3 separate regions of the Homo sapiens genome follow, and regions 1 and 3 are each linked to region 2. The links are chromatin loops, found by intact Hi-C in ENCODE. Cell type or tissue: B cell. All regions are shown on one strand.

What was found. Peaks named below come from ENCODE experiments on the same cell type or tissue, not always from the same donor. Only the 100,000 strongest peaks of a DNase experiment are listed, where the experiment ranks them.
Region 1: it touches region 2 in a loop (24-fold over the local background); 2 of 110 quality-filtered maps call a loop at or near these places.
Region 3: it touches region 2 in a loop (25-fold over the local background); 15 of 110 quality-filtered maps call a loop at or near these places.

Annotation. Positions count from the first base shown.
Region 1 is chr13:45,043,501-45,051,500 of GRCh38, forward strand. It overlaps LOC105370188 (a long non-coding RNA gene), which reads right to left and starts at 4,514. Exons shown (of 3, transcript XR_941935.2): 1 at 4,443-4,514; 2 at 3,093-3,241; 3 at 2,666-2,965. LOC107984596 (a long non-coding RNA gene) reads left to right here and starts at 4,647. Exons shown (of 3, transcript XR_001749861.1): 1 at 4,647-4,736. In B cell, CTCF peaks have their summits at 3,994 (motif pointing right) and 4,194; DNase peaks (open chromatin) are centred at 4,011 and 5,521; H3K4me3 peaks cover 515 bases; H3K27me3 peaks cover 443 bases.
Region 2 is chr13:44,480,678-44,488,677 of GRCh38, forward strand. The region is part of intron 1 of TSC22D1 (TSC22 domain family member 1); the gene reads right to left. Among named protein-coding and RNA genes, the nearest start is that of TUSC8, 79 kb to the left of the region's middle. In B cell, CTCF peaks have their summits at 3,194 (motif pointing right) and 3,394; DNase peaks (open chromatin) are centred at 3,184 and 4,234; H3K4me3 peaks cover 1,108 bases; H3K27ac peaks cover 753 bases.
Region 3 is chr13:44,645,470-44,653,469 of GRCh38, forward strand. LINC00407 (long intergenic non-protein coding RNA 407) reads left to right here. Exons shown (of 4, transcript NR_149082.1): 2 at 6,296-6,399. Among named protein-coding and RNA genes, the nearest start is that of LINC00407, 9.1 kb to the left of the region's middle. RefSeq lists an enhancer at 3,361-4,027. In B cell, a CTCF peak has its summit at 3,202; no DNase peak of the experiment used is centred here; H3K27me3 peaks cover 482 bases.

The DNA.
Region 1 (8,000 bases), 560 kb after region 2:
CCTGTCTCAAAAAAAAAGAACATTACCCAAATTTTAACATATAATTTCAGTTTCTCAACCTGCTGAATCCCAACCACAGACACCAGGCGGAGAGCCTGCATTCTACCCAGGTAAGACAGGTCATTTGCTGACAGTAAGGAATTGGGGGGACACGGGGTGCTTAAAGATTTGGAATAAACACTGCAGCCCAAGTGAGAGGGACCAAAACAAAGACAAGCAGATGACAGAGCTAAAGTTCCTGGCCTGGGTTAGAAACCGTAGTGTGACATGTCTGTCAGCACAACTGTGCCAAGGTGAATTGCAGCATTGATCCAGGCTGGGAACTTAAGAGAGTAGAATGCCCATTAGGAACACTGAAGTGATTAACACAAATTCCAGAGCAGGTAGTGAAGAAGACAGCCCAGGAGGGGACTGACAAACTGGGAGAGAGGGCTTTGTGAGCTGGAAGGGATGCTACCTCACATTATACCAAAAACTCCTGGAAAAATGCAGAGCTCCTACCTCCTCCCTTGCTGAGGTAGGCACAGCTGTCAGCTCTTTGGATCTCTCACTAATTGTCATAACCCATCTTCCCTTCACGGTCCCATCTGGGTCTCCTCTGCACCTCTCCCTGACCACTTGCTTTTCTCCCTCCACATACAAACATGCTCAAGGCTTTCCCACATTCAAAAACAAAAGAACAGGAACATTGAACCTTCCTTCAAAGACAAGGTTAGATGGACTTAAAGCTCATCTGCTGGCCAGGCACAGTGGCTCATGCCTGTAATCCCGGTACTTTGGGAGGCAGAGGCGAGCGGATCACCTAAGGTCAGGAGTTCAACACCAGCCTGACCAACATGGTGAAACACCATCTCTACTAAAAATACAAAATTAGCCAGGTGTGGTGGTGGGCGCCTGTATCGCAGCTATTCAGGAGGCTGAGGCACGAGAATCACTTGAATCCAGGAGGTGGAGGTTGCAGTGAGCCAAGATCACGCCATTGCACTCTAGTGTGGGCAAAAAGAGCGAAACTCCACCCAAAAACAAACAAACAAACAAACAAAAAACTCATCTGCCATAGAAAATTCTGAAACAGACATATATATAAAGATAGCATTTCAAATCAGTGGGAAAAAAATAGATTACTCAATAAATGGTGTTGAGACTACTGGGTAGACATGTGGGGGAAAAAAATACATTAGATCTCTGTAAATCAAAATAAACTCCAGATAGATTAAACCTTTCTTTCCCCTGGGGCAGAGTCTCGCTCTGTTTCCCAGGCTGGAGTGCAGTGGCGCCACATCAACTCACTGCAACCTCCGCCTCCCAGGTTTAAGCAATTCTCCTGCTTCCGCCTCCCCAGTAGTTGGAATTACAGGCGCACGCCACCACACCTGGCTAATGTTTGTATTTTTAGTAGAGACAGAGTTTCACCATGTTGCCCAGGCTGGTCTTGAACTCCTGACCTCAAGTGATCCACCTGCATTGGCCTCCCAAACTGCTGGGTTTACAGGCGGAGCCACTGCAACTGTATCACATATATATGATACAAAATAAAAGTCTTTTCGGTAATGTTGAAATTGGCAAGAACTTTCTAAGAATAACATAACATCCAGAAGCCCTAAAATAAAACATTGATAGGCCGGGCAGGGTGGCTCGCGAGGCAGGGTGGCTCGTGCCTGTAATCCCAGCACTTTGGGAGACCCAGGTAGGTGGATAACCTGAGGTCAGGAGTTCGAGACCAGCCTGACCAACATGGAGAAACCCCGTCTTTACTAAAAATACAAAACTAGCAGGGCATGGTGGCGCATGCCTGTAATCCCAGCTACTCAGGAGGCTGAGGCAGGAGAATCGCTTGAACCCAGGAGGCAGAGGTTGCAGTGAGCCAAGATCACACTATTGCATTCCAGCCTGGGCAACAAGAGCAAAACTCCGTCTCAAAAAATAAAAATAAAAATAAATTTAAAAATAAAACATTGATAAATTGGTATATATTAAAGAAAAATTCTGCATAGAAAGCATAATCAAAAGACATGAATATTTGCAACTCACATCACAGACAAAAGCCTAAGTTCTTAGCATTTAAACAGCTGATAAAAATAAGAAAATAAAAAAGAACCAGCAAGCTAATAGATAAATGGGCAAAGAATCTGAACACGATTCACAAAAGCAGGTAGTGGGAAATTGGCTCTCTCATGCATTGACAGTCAAATATAAATTAGTGTGGCTTTTTTGTTTTTTTTCTTTTTTAGATGGAGTCTCGCTCTGTCTCCCTACAGTGGCGCGATCTGGGCTCACCACAACCTCTGCCTCCCAGGTTCAAGCAATTCTCCTGTCTCAGCCTCCTGAGTAGCTGGGACTACAGGCACGCACCACTGCGCCCAGCTAATTTTTGTATTTTTAGTAGAGGCGGGGTTTTACCACATTGGCCAGGCTGGTCTTGAACTCCTGACCTCGTGATCTGCCCATCTTGGCCTCCCAAAGTGCTAGGATTACAGGCGTGAGCCACCACACCCGGTGGTGTGGCCTTTTAAAGCCCATTAAAAGAGGCCTGGTTAAATACATTGTTACCTCCATTCTACCTCTATTCTACACTGCTATTTAAAAGAATGAGTCAGTTCTATATATCCATCTCCAAGATATAATAAGAATACTGAAGTGTAGAATCATGTGTTACCAAAAAAAAAAGTAAGGAGGGCCTACTCGGTGCTCTCTCCACTTGGATGATCCGCGAGCACTTCAAACACACACAGCAGGACCAAAGGATAATTCAATATTTGCTTTAAATCAAAATCTGCCTATAGAAGCAAAGAATATCTCTGGGAGAAGGCACAAGAAACCAGTAAGTATAGCTGTCATATTCCAACCTCTTCCCCTAATATTCCCTCTTTCTATGAATCAGAAGCACAGACAACAAAGTCGCCCAATCCAGGGCCGGAGAGTCATTCTGGAACTTGGTTAAGAACGTAATGCCATAGAAACAAATCTGTAAAATTCAAATTTGATGACATTACTCACCTACTTAAAGTCATTCATTTCTGCCACCCTCCTCACACCCCTTCCCTCCCTCCCCCTGCCCAGTGAAGAGCCTGTTCCTGCAAGGAGGTGCCTACCATCTCTGCTCTGGATGCTTGCAAATGTCCCGAAGAGGCTTTCGTATGTGGTCTAATACTGATAGCTGCTTCTCAGGTTTTTCCGCCAGCACTGTCTGTGTACCTGCTTCTGCCTGAAGAGCTGTTTGGAAGGTAGCAAGCATATGAACCTAAATGAAGACAGGAATTACTACATGTTATTCTCTGGTTTATTTTGATGACAAAGTCCCCCTACTGATAAAACATTGCATTATTTCATCTTTCAACCTTGAGGGACAGAATCCTTGAAGACCCAGCTCAAAAATGTTCTCTAGCGCCGGGCGCGGTGGCTCATGCCTGTAATCCTAGCACTTTGGGAGGCCGAGGCCGGCAGATCACGAGGTTAGGAGATCGAGACCATCCTGGCTAACACGGTGAAACCCCGACTCTACTAAAAATACAAAAAAATAGCCAGGCGTGGTGGCGGGCGCGCGCCTGTAGTCCCAGCTATTAGGAAGGCTGAGGCAGGAGAATGGCGTGAACCCGGGAGGCGGAGCTTGCAGTGAACCGAGATCGTGCGACTGCACTCCAGCCTGGGCGACAGAGCGAGACTCCCTCAAAAAAAAAAAAAAAAGGCCCCTAGCTCGATAGCTTACACAGCTTTCCCAGCCAGTAGGTCACCCCACTGTCATTCTTCCATTAGCTCTTGGGACTGTTATGCGCTGTTTACTTGTTTTGCAACGGATTATGAACTGCGTGAAGGCAATATCCTATCTTTTGTATTAGTATTATTTCTAGGGCCTAGCTGAAATATAATAGATACTCAGTGAACTTTGTAGGAGGGAGGGAGGGATGGATACATTAAAAGAAATGGAGAAAGTCTTCTTAAATCCTAACAGTACAAACTTGAGTTCTTTTCTAGGTGAGGTAGACCTGGAAATGTTAGCGATTCCACAAGGCGGCACTAGAGTTCCACCTGTCTCCCTCCGCCGAGAAAAGCCGGAGCCAACTAAGTCTTGCCCCGGCTGGTACCTTGTAGCAGATGCCTGCTTTAGCCGAGTAAGCCAAGAAAAATGATTTGAATGAGGACTGAGGGAGGAATGAGTGCAGGGAGGCCACAACACTGTTATGGTAAAGAAATGATCATTTTAAAGGGACTTCAATAGAAAGCCCCCCACCCCCATCTCTGGACAACATCCTACTCCTAGCGCTGGGAGCCATGTATCCAAACAATAGGGTATTCTTTTCTCAGTCCAGTTTTTCCGCCTCCTCTAATTAAGCAAAACACTAAGGCTCATAAAATATTGGGTTATCATTCTAGCTCCACAGTATTTCCCAATTGAGTGCTCTCTTCCTTATTCCATGATAGATCACAGCTGTCACAAATATTACCATTTCCTCCTTGGTAACCTCCCAAGAGGTCACTGAAACTTTCATCCTGGACCTCTGAACCCTAGATTTCTGTGTAGGCTGACAAGAAAGAAAAAAAATCCTTTTAAATTTCAAATATATATGTAACTCCTATGAGAGACCTGGAAATGTAACCATGGAAACCAGAGCATGAGTGTAACCATGGAGACCCATTGAAACCAGCTGGGCCATTACCATCTAGAAGCTGGTGGGGATGTGGCAATTAGAAGGACTGTTAGCCCTAGTTAATGTGGTCAAGTGATGTCAATTGTTTAGGTGAGTGTTTTACAGACATTTAAGTAATTTCTGGGTACTGCCAATGCTTTAAAATGTTCGACAGAAGGCCTTTTCATAGGACTTCCTATGTTAGACTAATTTCTGAAGGATCCTCCACATCTTTCTCCCCAACCCTCTTACCACACCTCCAGAGTCATGACTTAATCAGTCATTCATTCAGCAGACACACGCTAATTGCCTTGTAATCACCTTGGTGTGCTGGGCACTACTGGATCCCATCGTATACATTATATAATATGGTGTATATACAGATATATACATTATCTGTATATATCCCAGTTCATATACATTGTCTGTCCTAGCAGCTTTAATGCCCAGGCAAATCCTGAATAAAAGGGTCCATTTATCAAGAGGCTTCTTTACCAGAATCTGTCAGAATTTGGGTTTGTGCTTTCAGTAAGTGAGATGAGAACTAGACTTCTTTCATTTTGAAGGAAATGTTCATTATTCCAATGTCATAGAAGTCCTTCACAAAGTCAGACCATTCTCTCCGTCCCATTTCTTTTCTTCTTTCCCTGTGTGCATTACAACCCCATCACTCCTCTGGCAACCACAGGTTCAAAGGCCTTGATGACAGTTTGTCAGGGGAGCTGCTTTGTTGTGTGTTTTGAACACCAGTGTGGTGAAAAGGTAGAGTGCAGTGTCAAATCACCTGTGCCTGCCACTTACCCGTGTGTCACCCTAGACAAGCTATTAAACCTTCCTAAGCCTCAAGTTTCCTCATCTATAAAGAGGAAATAAAACCAATCTCTTTAGGTTATTCAGTGACAACTTCACTCAACTGTGAAACTTTAAACTGCTACCAAGTTTTATCTTCTGGTTTTATCTTTACTTCCCGATATCACTCAGCAGTCTTTCATGTTCTTAGCCCTTTCTCCTATTTTACTCAACAGGTGGTCTAAATGTTTACAACTTCCAACAGTGCATTCAAAACCAGCCGAGCATGGTGGCTCACGTGTGTAATCCCAGCACTTTGGGGGGCCAAGGTGGGAGGATCACTTGAGCCTAGGAATTTGAGGACGGCCTGGGTGAGACCTAGTGAGAACCCATATCTACAAAACAAATTTTAAAATTAGCTGAGTGTGCCTGTAATCCCAGCTACTCAGGAGGCTGACGTGGGAGGAGGACTTGAGCCTGGGAGGTGGAGGTTGCAGTGAGCGAAGACTGCACCTCTGCCCTCCAGCCTGGGTGACAGAGTGAGATCCTATCTCAAAACAACAACAAACAAACAAACAACCATCTGTCTCAGCAGAAAATGATGGAGACAATGATGACAACCGCAGTTGTTGTATGAGGCTTATTATATACCAGACACTGTTCTAAGCACTTCACATATTTTAACTCATTTAATTCTTACCACAAGCCATTGAGGATTATTGTCATCTCCATCATACAGATGAGAAAACTGAGGCACAAGGTGTTAGGGAAATTTCCCAAGGTCATAAGCTACAGAATGGCAGAAAAAGCATTTGAACCCTAGTAGTGCCTGCAAAGTCTGCCCTTTCAGCCACTGTTCAATAGTCAGGCTTTCTCTAGTGATAATGTTCACTGTGAATAGAGTCCAACGGATATGAATGAACTCCCTCAGATGTCTCCTGTTCAACGCCAACATCTGCCTGCACTAACCCGCATCTTCATCAGCCCCTAGTCCATGTTTCAGAAGAAAAAACCAGCCTTCCTCTAATCCTCCCACCCCAATTTCAAGTTCCTTGCTCCCTCAGTTACCCCTTTGTTTCTGATCCCCAATCCTTCCTCTCACTTGGCATCTTCCTCTCAGTATGTCAGCAGGTGCAAGCCCATCCTGCCTTATATATTTTTTCCCCATTCTTGAACTTGGCTAAAATGTCCTACCTTACTTTTTAATTTTATTTTATTTTATTTATTTATTTATTAACTTATTTATTTTGAGACAGAGTCTCACTCTGTCGCTCAGGCTGGAGTGCAGCTCACTGCAACTTCTGCTTCCCAAGTTCAAGCGATTCTCATGCCTCAGCCTCCCCCAAGTAGCTAGGACTACAGGCACCCGCCGCCATGACTGGCTAATTTTTGTATTTTTAGTAGAGACAGGGTTTCACCGTGCGGCGCAGGCTGGTCTCGAACACCTGACCTCAAGTGATCTGCCCACCTCGGCCTCCCAAAGTGCTGGGATTACAGGCATGAGCCACCGCGCCCAGCCCCTACCTTACTATTTTCAACACCACTTGAGTCTCTCTGCTTGTTATCCTCTCTCCTCTCCACAGTCAAGTTCCTGGCTCGAGTTGTCTATGCTTGTCTCCACCCCTTCATCTCCCATGGGTGCTGCACCCTCTGAGGTCTGGTTTCCTCACTTTACTGCAGTTGCTCTCCCGGTGGCCCCCAAGGTTGCTAAAATAAATGGCTTTGTATTTATTTATTTTTATTATTTATTTATTTTTTTTTTTTTTTGAGATGGGGTCTCGCTCTGTCACCCAGACTGGAGTGCAGTGGCGCGATCTCAGCTCACTGCAAGCTCCGCCTCCCGGGTTCCTGATAAATGGCTTTTTAAAAGCCTCAGTCCCACTTCTCTCTGTAGCATTTAACTCTGTTGATCACTTTCTCCCCTTTAAAACCTTCGCCTCCCTTGGCCTGACCTTCTTCTGTGCTTCCACTCTGGATTTTCCTTCTCTGTCTCCTTTACTGGCTCCTCCCTCATGGCCTATTCCTTACTTTGGGGTATGCTTCTGGACCCTTAACCTGCTCTTCCTCTCTCTGGGCGCTGTCAGTATCATGTCTGTATCTTCAACTAAGCCTCCATTCTGAATTCACATCAATGGATAAAAATGGCAATTGACTATCTCAGCTGCGTGATCTGTGGACTCCCCATCCTCAACTCAACACTGCATCCACCCAGAAGCCCAAGTCACAATATCTGAAGTCATTCTCCAGTCCTTCATCCCTCTGACAGGCATCCCCATGACCCCTCATATATAGCTTTCTGTTCCTTGTCCTGACCCCTCCACTACTGCCTTAGTCATCCTTTCTCTCCTAAAATATTAAAATCACCTCACCAGTCTCCCTTCTCCTTAAGCCTCAACCGTAAGGATACCAGTGAGATCTTTCTAATATGCATATCACTCCATTCCACAAAACCAAAAGATCCCTAATGCCAACATAATGAAACCAATTCCTTTGCATATGACCTGACTCCCATCTCTCTCTCCAGCCTCACCAGTTGTCTGGCCACCTCCCTAACCCCTGCCTTTCTAGCACCGTGGCTACAGTACT
Region 2 (8,000 bases):
GATATGTTCACAGGGAAATTGAAGACACTCCAGACAACTCTAGAATTTCTACAAAGGAGTCCAGGGACAGGGGTTAGGAGACACTTCTTGAGGCCAAGTTTCCATACTAACCACACTCCTTTTACATAAATGTTTGTTTTTTGGTTGTTTTACATAGATTGTATGCTTACTCAGTGAAGCTTTCATGTGTAACAGGTCATAGAGATTATGGGGGGCTGCTGCCTACACCCTCTTCCCCTTGTGTTATGAGCGGCTGAATTGGGTTCCACAGATAAATTGGGTCGCTGGAGTACAAAGAAAACCTACTATAAAAAGAAGGGAGGCCAAGCAACAGAACCTAGGGAAACACCAACGTTTAAGAGAGCTGGGGAGAGAAGCCAAACAAATAGTAAATGAGACTGAAAAGGAGAAGGCCAAGAGACAGAAGGAGAACCAGAAGAGACTGGTGCACTGGAGCCAACAGAGGAGAACTTCAGGAAGTAACAGGCAGCAATGCCAAAGATACAGAGAGATCAAATGAGACAAGAAGGATGGAAATGGGATCCTCGGGGCTTGAGACTTCGCAGTTAGGAAGTCATTGGTGACATCTGCAGAAAAAGCTTGGGGTGGGAGGTGGTAAGGAAAAAGGAACAGCCACACCACAGCAGTGTAGATGAATGGGTAAAATGAGGAAGACAGGTAACTGGTGAGGGGTGGGTGGTTCTGGTTCACTTAGGTTGTCAATAAAGTGGAAAAGATTAAACAAGAGATGATATATCCTGATAAAGCAAAGTCCCAGAGAACACAGGAAGGAATGAGCTATTTACCATTTGACATAGAAATTTAAATTAGCGTGTGATGAGAACACTAGCCTCAGTCAGTGTAATAACTGTGATACAGACACTTTCATTTGTTCATTCAAATATTTACAAGCATCTACTATGCTCAGGAACAATACTCGGTGCTGATCATTTACCAACAGAGCCCACCTAACTCCACCCACCCTGAAGGCTGGATATATCTACAGTCGTGGTCCATGATGCTGGCAGATAACATGAAATCAACAAATACTTCTAATAATCCACAAGTGGATTTCATCCTCTTTATGTCCTCCTAGAATGTGCAATGGGCCATACTACCAAAAAATTATAGCAATAATAACAAAGTCGGTGGGGGACATGCAATCTAGGTCCAATGTAGAAAGTATTCCTCCTTTGAATTAAAAAAAATTCTGTATATTTAGCAATCACATACAAATATTACTGACTGAACCATTATTCCCAGTTAAAACTCTTCACGTTTCTATTCCATCCTCAATTATACTTCTTAAGATGTCACAATTTCTTTGTTCCTTCTCAAACTCCATCAGCTTTTCAAATATAAAGGGTGCTTAATATATTTTTATTTTCATATAAGTAATATAAAGCAAAATTATGGAAACACGTGCATGTTAGTAAATTTGCAGTATGTTATAAAAGAATTGACATCTATGCTGTTAGTCTACTAAGTGCCAAGAATGACTTTATACATACATTATATAATTTAATCCTCAAAACAACTCATTTTCAGGTGAAGAGATTGAGCTTTAGAGAGGTTAGCCAGGTGCAGTGGCTCACGCCTGTAATCCAGGCACTTCGGGAGGCTGAGGCAAGTGGATCACCTGAGGTCAGGAGTTCGAGACCAGTCTGGCCCACATGGCAAAACCCCATCTCTACTAAAAATACAAAAAAAAATTAGCCAGGCATGGTGGCACACACCTGTAATCCCAGTACCTCAGGAAGCTGAGGCCAGAGGATCGCTTGAACCTGGGAGGCAGGGGCTGCAGTGAGCCGAGATCACGCCACTGCACTCCAGCCTGGGCAACAGAGTGAGACTCCATCTCAAAACAAAACAAAACAAAAAACTCAGTAGAGAGGTTAAATAACCTCAAGTTACACTGCTAGTAACTGACAGAGCTGAGACTGAAGACTCAACTTTGTTGTTTCTGCTCTACCATACTACCCTTTACTCTAAATGATATGCAGAAACAAACAGTAAACATTTTGAACATTTATATTCTTAAGTTACATATTTTATGTCAAATATTATAGGTTTCATTACCAAAAAAGTTATTAGTTACTAAGATAAAAATATAGTTATTGAAACATTATGTTTACTTTGGATATGTAAACATTGATTAAAATATTAATGATAGCAACTAACATTTATTGAGTGCTTACTAATATGCCAGATGTTATTCCAAGTGCTTTAGAAAGATATTTATGCTTCACAATTATCCCAAGATCATAAATGCAACAAGTGCTAAAGCCGGTATTTAAACTCAGAGAATCTAACTTTAAAGCTTATATTCCTAATCAGTACATTATATAAAGCTATTTTTGTAATATTCTTTACATTAAGAAATTTTAAAAAAGTAACTACATTATTTAGATATAGGTTTTCCCCTAAATTACGAATACACTTAATAATGTACGATGCAGAGTTAGACATTCAGTGAATTAACAAGCAACATATTGAGATACAGCTTTCTCTAGACAGTCTTTCAGCTACAAATTGGATGTTCAATTTTAATATCCCAGTCTTTATAACAATTATCAATTAGCAAATTTTAAAACAAGGATGCTTTGTAGAAAGCTAGCACAATCAGCTAGCTTTATTTTAAAATCATGAACTATCAAGAAAATTGTAGGAAATTTGCCATTGCTACTTTAACAAGAATTATGGGCCGGGTGCGGTGGCTCAAGCCTGTAATCCCAGCATGTTGGGAGGCCGAGGCAGACGGATCATGAGGTCAGGAGATCGAGACCATCCTGGCTAACACAGTGAAACGCCGTCTCTACTACAAATACAAAAAATAAATAAAAAAATTAGCCGGGCGTGGTAGCAGGCGCCTGTAGTCCCAGCAATAGGCTGAGGCAGGAGAATGGCGTGAACCCGGGAGGCGGAGCTTGCAGTGAGCGGAGATCGCGCCACTGCACTCCAGCCTGGGCGACAGAGCGAGACTCCGTCTCAAAAAAAAAAAAAAAAAGAATTATGAAACAAGATCTACAAAAATTGGCTGACCCTGAACATAGACAGGATATTATTTGAATAGCTTAAAACGCCCACATTCTACAGACTGGTCAATTAAGTTAAAGGACATGCAGAAAGATGCTGGACTTGGAATATGCCATTGGGAAAAATCCAAACGTACACCAAGAAGTAATTATTCTGACCTAACAGTAGATGGCGCTAATACAACGTATCCTTTTCATTAAAAAATGGTCCATTTAGCCTTCTAGATTATTTTTATGAATGCAACCAGGGCTCTTAAATTAGGTACAATTTGATTCATATAATTTCATTTCTAACCTAATTTTGCTTAAGCTGAACACATAGGTATCTTATACACGAATCTTGGCCCTTTTTAAAAGCATTACTTAAACATAGATTAAAAAGCTACAAAATTTGCTAACAAATAAAACAGACATACATACTATCACAAAGTTTGAAACTGAAAAAAGTAGGAACAGGTTTTAAAAAACCCTCAAAACAAATAGTATCTGAACGTTTTGAGGTTTGAGTAGCCTAAGAGTTTGAAATTATGCCTACAGTTCAACTATGGGAATGCTAAAAAAAATCCCTCAAAAATCTCTAGTCTCTACAGTAACAAGATTTCCATTTCTTACTGTAAAACCCTTTAAGGCTATGAAGAATATACTAATTTCTTGTTGACAAGCAAGGGAACACAGTCCTTCCTCCCTTCCCATACTAGCCCATCCTATATACTTTATAAATAATAGTGCTTCTCAATTCAGAGGTAAATAATGTCTCTGAATGTGAGCACAGAAACATACGTTACTTTAATTAGTCTGGAAGCGGAAAAATGCATAGCTGTGTATTATTATCATGTTAGTCTAGAATGGGAGATGCGGTTGGAGAAGGCAGGAAATGATGGAAATTGTTAAAGGTACAACTAATATTCATGATAAACATATTTAACAATTTATGGCCCAACGCAAACCCTAGAAGTAAATCTAAGTATAGGCCACACCACAGAATAATAGTACATATGCAGCACCACAGAATAATAGTACAGCAGTATCATTAGCTGATGGGCTCTTTCCCACATCGAACCTCAAGCCACACAGGTGGGTATCCCTTCTGCTTACTGGGCTGCATATAAAGGACTGATTACCAGAAGATATTTTAACTGATAACACTGGAATTGTAGAAAATACATGAGCATCTGTGTTTTGACTCCTAGTCCCAACACTTGTATACTATAACTCAGGAAGTCACTTAACTTTCAAATTCGATTTCCTCATTTACAAAATGAAAGTAAAGTGGGATTATATGTAGTGAGAACTGAAAAAGAATAGATATGTAGAGTATGTAAGATGAGTAGTACATAAAGAGTCAATAAATATTGGAGTCCATCCTCTTTCTTTTACCATATTATAGAAGCAATAAGGAGCAGGCAGCAATAATAGTACATATCCACTTAAGCTGACTCCAATCAAGACAATAGTTAGAAAATAAGAGTTTTAAAGAATAGAATGCATGCTGCCCCCCATCACCAAGAACTAATAAAGTACAAGTTTTCTGAAAAATGAGTGCTTAGTATAAGTAAATGAAACTCAAAGCCATAAGCAATAGGCCCTATAAATAGTGACTCCAGCTATGAATCTAAAAGCAATCACCAAGATATATATATGGAAAGTTCTTTTAGTCATATTTCAGTCTTTAATTGTATAGCAATTCTTTCAGTATAACACAAACTTTGTACAAGGTTATTAAAAGTGTTTTTAGTAAGATTTTTAAATTAATCCCATACATAACAAATATTAGACCTCTAGATTACCTTTCTAATTAGAAAGACATTTCAAAAATGTCCTACTAGTTCAGAGAGAACAGATGCCTAGAATAACCTGGAAATGGGTACTCAGATATTTGTAGAACTAGAATAAAATAAAGGCATTTTTCAGATAAGCATAAAAGTTTACCACCATTTGACATTCACTAAAGGAATTCACAAAAAATATTATTTAGGAAGAAGAAAAATACTCCATTAGAAAGGTCTGAGTTACAAGAAAGAACAGTAGGCAAAGAAACTGGTAAACCTGTGGGCCAATCTAAACAAACATTACCTATATAAAATACTGTCAAATTTGTAGAATTATTTAAAGTTAAAATTATGGATAAGAGTATCAAATAAATTGTAGGTAGTAGGGGAAGGTTAGGGTAATTAGTGTTAAACTGTTGTAAGGCTTCTGTATTTTTTCAAGGGGGATGGGTTTTTAAATATGGAATAATTTTAGATTTTGTTAGATGGATTAGACAAAAGTATAAACTAAAGGAACATTAATACATAGCTCCCCAACCAGAAAAGGCGAAAAAGAAAATGTAAATAATCCAAAGCAAAAATCTTAATCTAAAAAAATAAGGCAAGAATGGAGGGCAAAGCATAGAAAAAGCAGGACAAACAGAAGAACAGGGATGGAATAAAGAAATTCAGATCCATAATCACAATAAATATAAACAGACAAGACTCACCAAAGATTTTAAATGTCACCCCCACAAAAAAACAATCCACTATATGATATTTACAAGAAACACACTAAAATATAAGGGCATGCAAATGCTAAAAGATGAAAAGTGGAAGTAGAAAAAGATACCACTGGCAATATTAACCAAAGAAAGGTGGAATAACCTTGTTAAATAAGACAAAATAAATCTAAGCAAAATGCATCATTAGGGTTAAAGAGAATCGTGACATAACAGGCTTCAATGCACCAGGAAGATATAAGAATTCTAAACTTACATGCACTGAATATAGATAAACAGACAAAGAAAAATTTGCTAGAACTCTAAGGAAGTATCAAATAATCTCTATATTACTGTTAGGTCTAGCAGATAAAATTAGTTAAGATACTAAAGATCTAATTAAAGCAATTTAAAAACTTGACTGAATGGACACATAGAGAATCCTCAGCCTCAAAATTAAAGAATTACAGGCATACATGGACAATCTATATAAACTGTTGATGTGCTAAACCATACAGCAAGACCAAATACATTTAAAAGAATCAGTTCATACAACCACGTTTGCTGAACACTATGCAATTAATTAATGTGTAATTCACTAACAAAATGACAAAGCATAAAAGCACCCACACTGGATAATTTCAAAACACTTTAAATAATATGTGGATCAAAAAATAAATCTTAATAGAAACTTAAGACACTTAGAATGAAAAAGAAATGCAGATTTCTAAAATATGCTATGAAGTAGTCAGAAGGAATTGTATAGCTTAAATGCTTATATTATTGTAAATGCTTACAATAAGGTAGAGGATTATAAACTTAGGAAATGTAAAAAAAAAATACCTATAAGGTTTTAAATGCAAAGTTTCTACCATCTACCAAACTGCCAAGTAACAGAAGATGAAACTCTTGTATAAAAACTTTTCTAGAGATTTTACATATATATAAAATTATTTACTCTCCAGCTTATTTTAAGAGGCTAGTAAAACCTTTAAACCAAAATCAGAAAAGCATAGTTAAAAAAAGAAATTACTGGCCAGGTGTGGTGGCTCACGCCTGTAATCCCAGCACTTTGGGAGGCCAAGGCAGGTGGATCACCTGAGGTCAGGAGTTCAAGACCAGCCTGTCCAACATGGCAAAACCCTGTCTCTACTAAAAATACAAAAATTAGCTGGGCGTGGTGATGCACACCTGTAACCCCAGCTACTGGGGAGGCTAAGGCAGGAGAATCACTTGAACCTGGGAGGTGGAGGTTGCAGTGAGCCGCGATCGTGCCACTGCACTCCAGCCTGGGCAACAGAGCAAGACTCCATCTCAAAAAAAAAAAAAAAAAAAAAAAAAAAAAGAAAAGAAAAAGAAATTACCAGCCATTCCTTTTATGAACAATGTAAAAATTCTTAAAAACAAAATTAAAACAAATCTAGTAGTGAATAAAGAGGTATCAGGACCAAACTGAGTTTATCCCAGCAATACAAGAGTAGCTTACCATTAGAAAATCAAGAAAGATCACTTCAAGAGGTTAAAAAAAAAAGATAAATAAATTTCTTGTTAAGAAGAAAACACAGTACACTAAAAGTACAAAAACACTTCTTGGCTAGTCGCATTAGCTCACACCTGTAATCCCAGCACTTTGGGAGGCCAAGGCAGGCGGATCACTTCAGGCCAGGAGTTTGAGACCAGCCCTGGCCAACGTGGCAATACCCCCACTCTACTAAAAATACAAAAATTAGCTGGGCGTGGTGGTGCACGCCTGTAATCCCAGTTATTTGGGAGGCTAAGGCATGAGAGTTGCTTGAGCTTGGGAGGTGGAGGTTGCAGTGAGTTGAGATCATACCACTGCACTCCAGCCTGGGCAACAGATCAAGACTCTGTCTCAAAAGAAAAAAAAAGAAACTTCTTTAATAACATAAAAGATATCTACCAAAATCTACAGAACACATCCTTCTTAATGGTCAAATGTCAGAAGTATTTGTTTCAAAATGAGTAACAAGTACGTGCAGTATCAGCACTCTACTGGTAACTGAAGTCCTGCATTGTCTAATACAATAGCTACTAGCCATACACACACAGCTATGAGGCCTGGAAATACAGCTAGTCCAAACTGAGATGTGCTGTAAGTGCAAAATACACACCAGCTTTTTAAGATTTAGTACCCCCCCAAAAGTAAAATATCTCATTAATTTTATAATGATTACATATTGAAATGACAATTTTGAGTTAAATAAAATAAAGCAAATTATTAAAACTAACTTCACCTGTTTTTTGCTTTTTTTCCACTGTGACTACCAGCCATTTTTAAATTACGCATAAGGCTAACGTTGCATTTCCATTGGATAGTGCTATCCTAATCAGTTAGTAAAACAAGAAAAAAGAACAGAACGAACCAATATTGGAAAAGAAAAAACAAAGCTGTCATTATTCTCAGATGCTATGGTTATCTACACAGAAAAACAAAATAATATATAAAGAATCTGTTAGAATCAATAAGAAGGTTT
Region 3 (8,000 bases), 160 kb after region 2:
CTTTATGTTTTTTTCTGTGCTGGGGCTCAAAGAAGAGGCCTTTTGTTACAGAAACTCTTCATTTGTGCTTATGGTAAAGGACGGGGGAATGGAAATTTCTTTTCTCCTCTTGGGACAAGCAGAGTATTTCCCCTCATGGCTGCCTTTGCTGCCATAACTTCTATGAAACATCCCACTCTTCAGCTCCCGAAGGGGAGCCATTGGTCCTAAGGGTAAGGTACCACTTTTTTGTTAATGCCTCTATGAAAGATTTACCTATCTTGTAACAACAACGACAACAACACTATAGGAACAAAACAACAAACTAATACATAGATAGCACTATGCATTTTAAAATGAAGGGATCTGAAATGCACCTCAGTAGCATAAAAATTATTCCAAGCGGCCGGGCGCAGTGGCTCCCGCCTGTAATCCCAGCACTTTAGGAGGCTGAGTTGGTTGGATCACCTGTGGTCGGGAGTTCGAGACCAGCCTGGCCAACATGGTGAAACCCTGTCTCTACTAAAAATACAAAAATTAGCTGGGCATGATGCTGGGCGCCTATAATCCCAGCTACTTGGGAGGCTGAGGCATGATAATCGTTTGAACCTGGGAGGCGGAGGTTGCAGTGAGCTGAGATTGTGCCATTGCACTCCAGCCTGGATGACAAGAACGGAAGTCTGTTTCAAAAAAAAATATTTCAAGCTAAAAGCATCTGAAGAAGTAGCAGCCGTGAAAAAGGAAACCTTTTCTAAACTTCATTTTGCTGACTTAAGCAGGATCTTCCAAAAATTATAGCTGCCATAAATTCCCTCTCCAGGGGGTTTACAGCCAGCAAGGAGACTAACCATTAGTACTGGGATGAGCAATTGCTTAAACAAATTATCTGAAACTGTCATACCTTTCATTTGGTCTTCCATGGAAGCCCTTTCTCCTGCCTCCTTTTTCTCTATGTAGTTGGTATAAACTCCTATCTCTAGCTGCTTGAGGAGCCATTTCTTTTTCTTTTTCTTTTTCTTTTTTTTTTTTTTTAGAGATAGGTTCTCATTCTGTCACCCAGGCTGGAATGCAGTGGCACCTTCATAGCTCACGGCAGCCTTGAACTACTGGACTGTAGCCATCCTCCCACCTCAGCCTCCCAAATAGGTAGGACCACAGGCGTGCACCACCACACCCAACTAATTTTTATTTTTATTTTTTTGTAGAGATGTGGTCTTGCTATGTTGCCCGGGCTCAAATAATCCTCCCACCCAATCCCAAAGTGCTTGGGATTACAGGTGTGAGCCACTGTGTCCAGCCTTGAGGAACTATTTAATCTAGAGGCTCCTACCCACATAATAAACTTTGTCTTCTCTCTGTTAATCTGTCTACAGTCAGTTAAATTTGTAAGCCCCTAGCCGCTGAACCCAAGCTGGAAGAGGAAAAGCTTTTATCCCAACAATATTATCTCACTTAACACTCACAGCAGCCCTATTGTACTCCCATTTTTCAGATAAGGAAACCAAGTCTTTGAGAGGTTAGGAAACTTATTCAAGACCACACAGTCATTAAATGGCAGAGTTGGGGTTTGAATACTTATTGCTTGAAATAGGGAAAACACAGCTGATTGTTCTGATACACTAAATGCACAATGTCCTGGAACAGCTGGGTTATTGATCCTATTTTCCTTTTTTTTTTTTTTTTTTGAGACAGGGTCTTACTCTGTCACACAGGCTGGAGTGCAGTAGTGCGACCTCAGCTCACTGCAACCTCTGCTTCCCTTGCTCAAGCAATCCTCCCACCTCAGCCTCCTGAGTAGCTGGGACCACAGGTGCACACCACCATGCCCGACTAATTTTTTGTATTTTTTTTGTAAAAACAGGGTTTTGCCATGTTGCCCAGACTGATTGATTCTATTTCCTTGTTCCTTTGATATTTAAAGGTATGAGGGCAGAGCTGCAGAACAGGTTGGAGGCAGCAGCTTGGTTCCAGACAACTCAACAAAAGGAGATTTCAGAGGGAGAGTATCTGAAGTTAAGAGCCAACTGAACATTGTGTTATGTTAGTACCTGTGGTCAGGCAGCAAACTGAGAAGGAAGAGGGAAAAAAATATGGTCATGTACATAAGTATGGTCCTACACCAGCTTAGGGGCCCAGAGATCCCCCCTGAGAGATTGTTCTTGGACCAGAGGTTCACAACCTTAGTCTTGTCATGACACCCAACAGAGGTGAGGATTTTAGGCACAAACCCCTCCTCAATCTCATGCCCAGGAAGCTCATGGAATAGACCTGAGTGAGATTTATTTATTTATTTATTTATTTATTTATTTATTTATTTAGAGACCAAGTCTCACTCTGCCACCCAGGCTGGAGTATAGTGGTACAATCTCGGCTCACTGCAACCTCCACCTCCCCAGTTCAAGTGATTCTTCTGCCTCAGCCTCCCAAGTAGCTGGGATTACAGGTGCCCACCACCATGTCTGGCTAATTTTTATATTTTTAGTAGATACAGGGTTTCACCATGTTGTCCAGGCTGGCCTCAAACTCCTGAACTCAGGTGATCCACCCACCTCGGCTTCCCAAAGTGCTGGGATTACAGGTGTGAGCCACTGCGCCCGGCCAAGCAACATGTTCTTTTAAGCGCCACTAATCTGCTCACATTTATTTAATAATAATAATAATGGTAGCTACTAATAAACACTCTGCAGCTTGGTTATTAGCAAGGTGTGTGCAGCATCTACCTGGACTATGGAAAACCAGTCGTTTGGTCCACCAGGAAAGTGCCCCTTTGTACTGTGGTCCATCTGATTCCAAAGAGAATGAATGGCCACAAAAGGTGGTAGTCACTGCCTCCTCTCCCAGATGCCAGGCTTGACCTCTCTGGGCATCTTCTCATAGCCCTGGTTGCTTTGCACCTTGGCATGCAAAGACAAACACCAGCACGGAGAGGCACCATTCTGCATAGAGCTGGTACCTACTTTGCTAGTCTTGAGCATGGAGGAAAAACTACAGTCAACAAAATGAAGTTTTCAAGCTAAGAAACAAAGATCAGATTTCAATAATAAAGAGGGAAACTTGGAAAGTCTTAAATTGAGCAATGGCTTTCATGGCCCTTGGGGCTGCCTCTGCAGAGGCAGTTAATCATCCGCCTGAACAATCAAATCAATACCCATGACCTTTCCTTTCAGTTGTTTCTCCTGCTGTCTCTCCCCCTACAGTCAAAGGGAAGATATTGCAATTATTTACTTTAGAAAAGAAACATGAATATAAAGCAAGTTTATAAATTATGTGTTACTAAAATGAAATTCTCTAAGGAAATCATGTTTAGACACTGTAATTATAAGGCATATTTTTGGTAATATTTATAGTTATAACATCTTCACGTGTATCAGTTTATCTGATCTATTATAGTTTCCACCCACTATCTCATACAGAATGTGGGATAAATTACTTCTGAAAGGAGGGAAGTGTTCATTTCTGTATCCTGGATGGGTGGAGATAGGGGAGGGTAAGTGAGCTGATTAAACTTTCACAAGTCAGTTCACTGAGCAAAGTATCCTGTATCCTCCAGAATATCTTACAGTCATAACTCTACTGACATGTTCTGAAATTAAACTCAAAAGACTCAAAACCTGTGATTTTCTACAGATCTTTGATATATTTTTGTAAACTGAAATAGACTGTGATCAGCAGTTGTTTCTCAGACCCATCAAGAATTCATTGTACCTGCAGGAGAGGCCCACACAGTTTGCCTTCTCAAGTTTCTCTTCCAAGAGACAATAAACAATACCTCCCTGCAGAGTGGTGAGAATGAGTTTGCCTCTCAAGTTAAAAGGAGGTGGGAAGTGTGAGGTGAGGTCAGGGAGCACTGTGGCAAAGTCAGCGGCTGAACTTGAAACCCATCCGACAGTTAGGTGTCAATGTTGACTGTGGTTAAAAGAGAAGCCCCACTAAAGGTCCTCAAAGTTGTGGAAAAACTGAAGCACCTTCCTACTCGCCTTTAGCAATCAACTCTTTTAATAGCAGCATGAAATTTTCTTATGACCAAACCTTTCTTGGCCATGAAAAACCATGGCCGAGTGAATAATTATTTATTTAAATAGGGCCTGGTCATCTGCTTTGTGCTTTTTCTGGGTGTCTTCCTCTAGAAAGCCCTCCTTGCACTTCTGTCGGGGGCTGAGGGTCCCCTATCTGAAGTCTTGTAGCACTCCGGCTTGCCTCTAAGCCTTCACTGTATCGAGATTTTCTGTTCATGGGGTCATTATGGAAGGGGGGCGCAGCGGGGAGAGGAATCACCATTGATAGTGTTTGTAAAATGTGTCATTGATAGTAAAATGACAAGGGTACAAAGGCAGCAGTAGTATGCATGGAGAGGAGATGACCAACAAATTCAACAGAAATTTTAGACATGAAGTCCATAGACCTTGGCTATTGATTGTATGGGCAGACCTGAGGGATAGGGAGGGATAAGCTTAAGTGATGGGTGGATGGTATTATCACATAGGGAGCTAAGGAATATAGAGAATGTGGAGCTTCAAGCAGTGAGGCCAGAAGAAGATAATGAGTCATTGTTGGCCATGCTGATGTTGAGGTTCTGTGGGTCTTGTATGCATATGGGAAGTGGTTGGGTATAAGACTGGAGCTGAAACAGAGGTTAGGACTGGAAATGTAGATTTGGGCTTTCTGGTGACCATGGAGGTGGGCTGTTGGGATATCCTGATGGGAGAACCTGCTACTAGGAGTGTAGTTGGCAGACTTTCTTCTCCTTTACTCCAGTCTGGGGCTCTTCCTTCCTACCCAATCCTCTTTCCTGCCCCTTTTCCTTTCACAGATATCTGATTGGTACAATGGTCTGAAGGCTGGCCCTGCCTTCTTTTGCTCCCTCTCTTCTTTATCTCTTGCAGGCATTTCTCCCAATAATGCCTGGTACCTCTCATTCCCTTTTGGTGTCTGCTTCTTGGAGAGACTGAACTGACACAGAAGTCATTGATATGCAGGTAGCTAATAATTAAAAGAATGGGAGCAAATCGGACATCCCTGGGAGAACATATAGAATGAAAACAAAAATGTTGAAATGTTAAAATTAATAAAAAGATTGAGGAGAAGAACTCACACGTAGGTAGTGATAAGGGTTTCCTGGGGCTAGACCACGTGGGTTTGAGGCAGGTCCCACCTCTTCTGAGCTTTGTCACTCTTAGCAGATTGCTTAGCCTTTCCCAGCATTGCTTTCTTTGTATAGGAAAGGGGGGAAATAATAGTACTCATTAAAGATTTGGGTGGGCATGGTGGCTCATGCTTGTAATCTCAGCAATTTGGGAGGCTGAGGCGGGAGGATGGCTTGGGACCAAGAGTTTGAGACCAGCCTGGGCAGCATAGGGAGAACCCTATCTCTACAAAAGATAAAAATGTATTCAGGTATGGTGGTGCGTGCCTGTAGTCCTAGCTACTTGGGAGGCTAAGGCAGGAGGATTGCTTTAGCCCAGGAGTTTGAGGTTACAGTGAGTTATGATCATGCCAGCCTGGGTGACAGAGCGAGACCCTGCCTCTTAAAAAAAAAAAAAAAAGTTTGTTGTGTAGATTAAAATGAGCTAATATATGTAAAGTGCTTAGAAAACCACCTGCACAAATTAAGGCCAGAGTGCAGGTTGGTCACTATCATCAGGTGGAATGGATGAGGAGCTCCAGAGTAGCCAGGAAGGGGAGGACTCAAATGGCAGCAACACAGAGCCAAGGAAGTGGAAGTTTCAAAAAGAACACAGTCTCCAAAGTTATGAAGAACTGAGGAGAAGAAGAAGGTGAAATAACATCCAGTAGGCCTGGAAATGAATGATGACCTTGGCAAGGGCTGCCTCAGTGGCATGAGGAAGCTGAAAGCCAGAGGACAGTGGCTTGTGTAGGGAGAGTAGACAGTCTCCACTCCTTCCAGAGCCTGGCTTGGAAGTAAAACAGAGTGAGAGGGTTGTGGTCGGTCAGATGGGGGCGCTCAAGAGCCCAGGAGGAAAGTCAAGCTTCTTTATAGGCAGAAAGTAATATGGTACCTGAAGACAGGAATAGAATGATGTTTTGGATGGCAGGGTGTTCTTAGGAATCAGGAAGGTGGGCTCCCAAGCACAGGAGGAATGGATCTGGCCAGCAGGAAGGATGGCTAATGTTCTGAGACCCAGTAGGTAAGAATGAGGATAGACTACAAGGTCAGAGGACAGAAGCATGAAGGCATTTCCAAGAGTGCATCTGTAAATCTGAAGAGGGCTGAAGTGGGGAAGGCAATCTGAAAAAAGCGAGGGAAAAAACAAAACAAAACATTTCACTGATATGTGTGACCCTTTTCACCTAGCAGTGAAGGAAACTCATGTTGACTGAACACCTCCCCTGGGATGTGTGGGACCTGGGATGAGAACTTTCACATAGCTGCTGTGTTCATGTCCATCACCACCCTGTGAGGTAGGTATATTATTCCCATTTCACAGATGAGGAAAGCTGAGGCTCAAAGATTGAGTCATTGGTCTAAGATGTACAAGGTCTAGCAGAGCGCTCGATAAGTAATTGTTGAATGAATGGACTGCACAGATCATGCTCTCCAACGGGTTGTATACTTGTGTGATGCTTTTCCCCAAAGGTCTTTTTACTGTTGAAAGGATTCTTATATAGTTAAGTCTTGGATCAGTCATAACCTCCAAAAATGTGACAGTACTGAAAAACACAAAAAGTGGCTGGACAAGGAAATGCCTGTGCTACCTTATTTACCCCAAACAGAAAAGCTACTTAAAAGATTATGACTGACTGGGAAATGTGATTTGGTTGGACAAAAGCACTTGAAGCTCTAGTCCCTAACAATTCCATCCAGGACCTCCCTGAGAGTCAGAATTGATGTGTGGATTGTTTTAGTTTGACTGTTAATAATATCTGGATGAAAATGCCTGCCAAAACATTTCACTGGGGGATTTAGAATATGCTTTCCAAGTCTACAACTGAAGGGCAGCAGCCGATGTTAATGTGTGCCTGTTGGCATTCGCCAGTTCATCTGGCCAAATGACAAATCACCATCGTGTCCTCAAGAACACTGTGTGTTCTTGATAGTTTTAAGTCAAAATGTAATTGTGGTTCTTCTTGTAATTATACCAGTCAGAAAGAGAATGGTACAAATAATAAAATTTAAGGTAATAAATGAATAGAGGACTAGATTCCAAGTTCATTGTGGGCAGGGATTGGGTCTTATTTAAATTTTTATTATTCATTTTATTTTTTTAATTTTTAAACATTATTATTATTATTATTATTATTGAGATGGAGTCTTGCTCAGTAACCCAGGCTGGAGTGCAATGGCATGATCTCGGTTCACTGCAACCTCCGCCTCCCAGTTTCAAGCAATTCTCTTGCTTCAGCCTCCCGAGTAGCTGGGATTATAGGCGCCTGCCACCATGCCTGGCTAATTTTTGTATTTTTAGTAGAGATGGGGTTTCGCCATGTTGGCCAGGTTGGTCTCGAACTCCTGACCTCGGGTAATCCACCCACCTTGGCCTCCCAAAGTGCTGGGATTACAGGCATGAGTCACTGCACCCCAGTATTCATTTTAGAGGATTGGCCCAATGCTTGGCACACAATGTGTGCTAAGTGAATTCTTGCTGAATTAAGTTGAACTGCATCAACGTTGTAGACAGTGGAGTGGTCAGAGATCTGTAAACCATTTAAACCTGCTTCATTTTTCTTCAAGAGCAGAGCACAGAACTGTCACACAAAGCTGCTGTGTACATAAACACTCTAATTCATTATTGAGGTTCAAAATGAATTATTAATCTCTGAAAATAGTCCATAGCCAGGGTTGGCTGTCAGTGAAGCAGGAGAAAGGGTAACTAATCTTCCTGAATTGTATCCTTTCTTTCCCATCTTCAAGTCTTTGTGTTTGCAGCTCTTTGGTGCTGTGATTTCAATTCTCATTCTATCCCTGACTTACTGTTTGACCTCAAAATGAGTCACTTAATTTTAGTTAATAGCTAAGTTTCCCGTTCAGTGAGAGCCAAAGGGACCTGGCTCTATCATTAGCT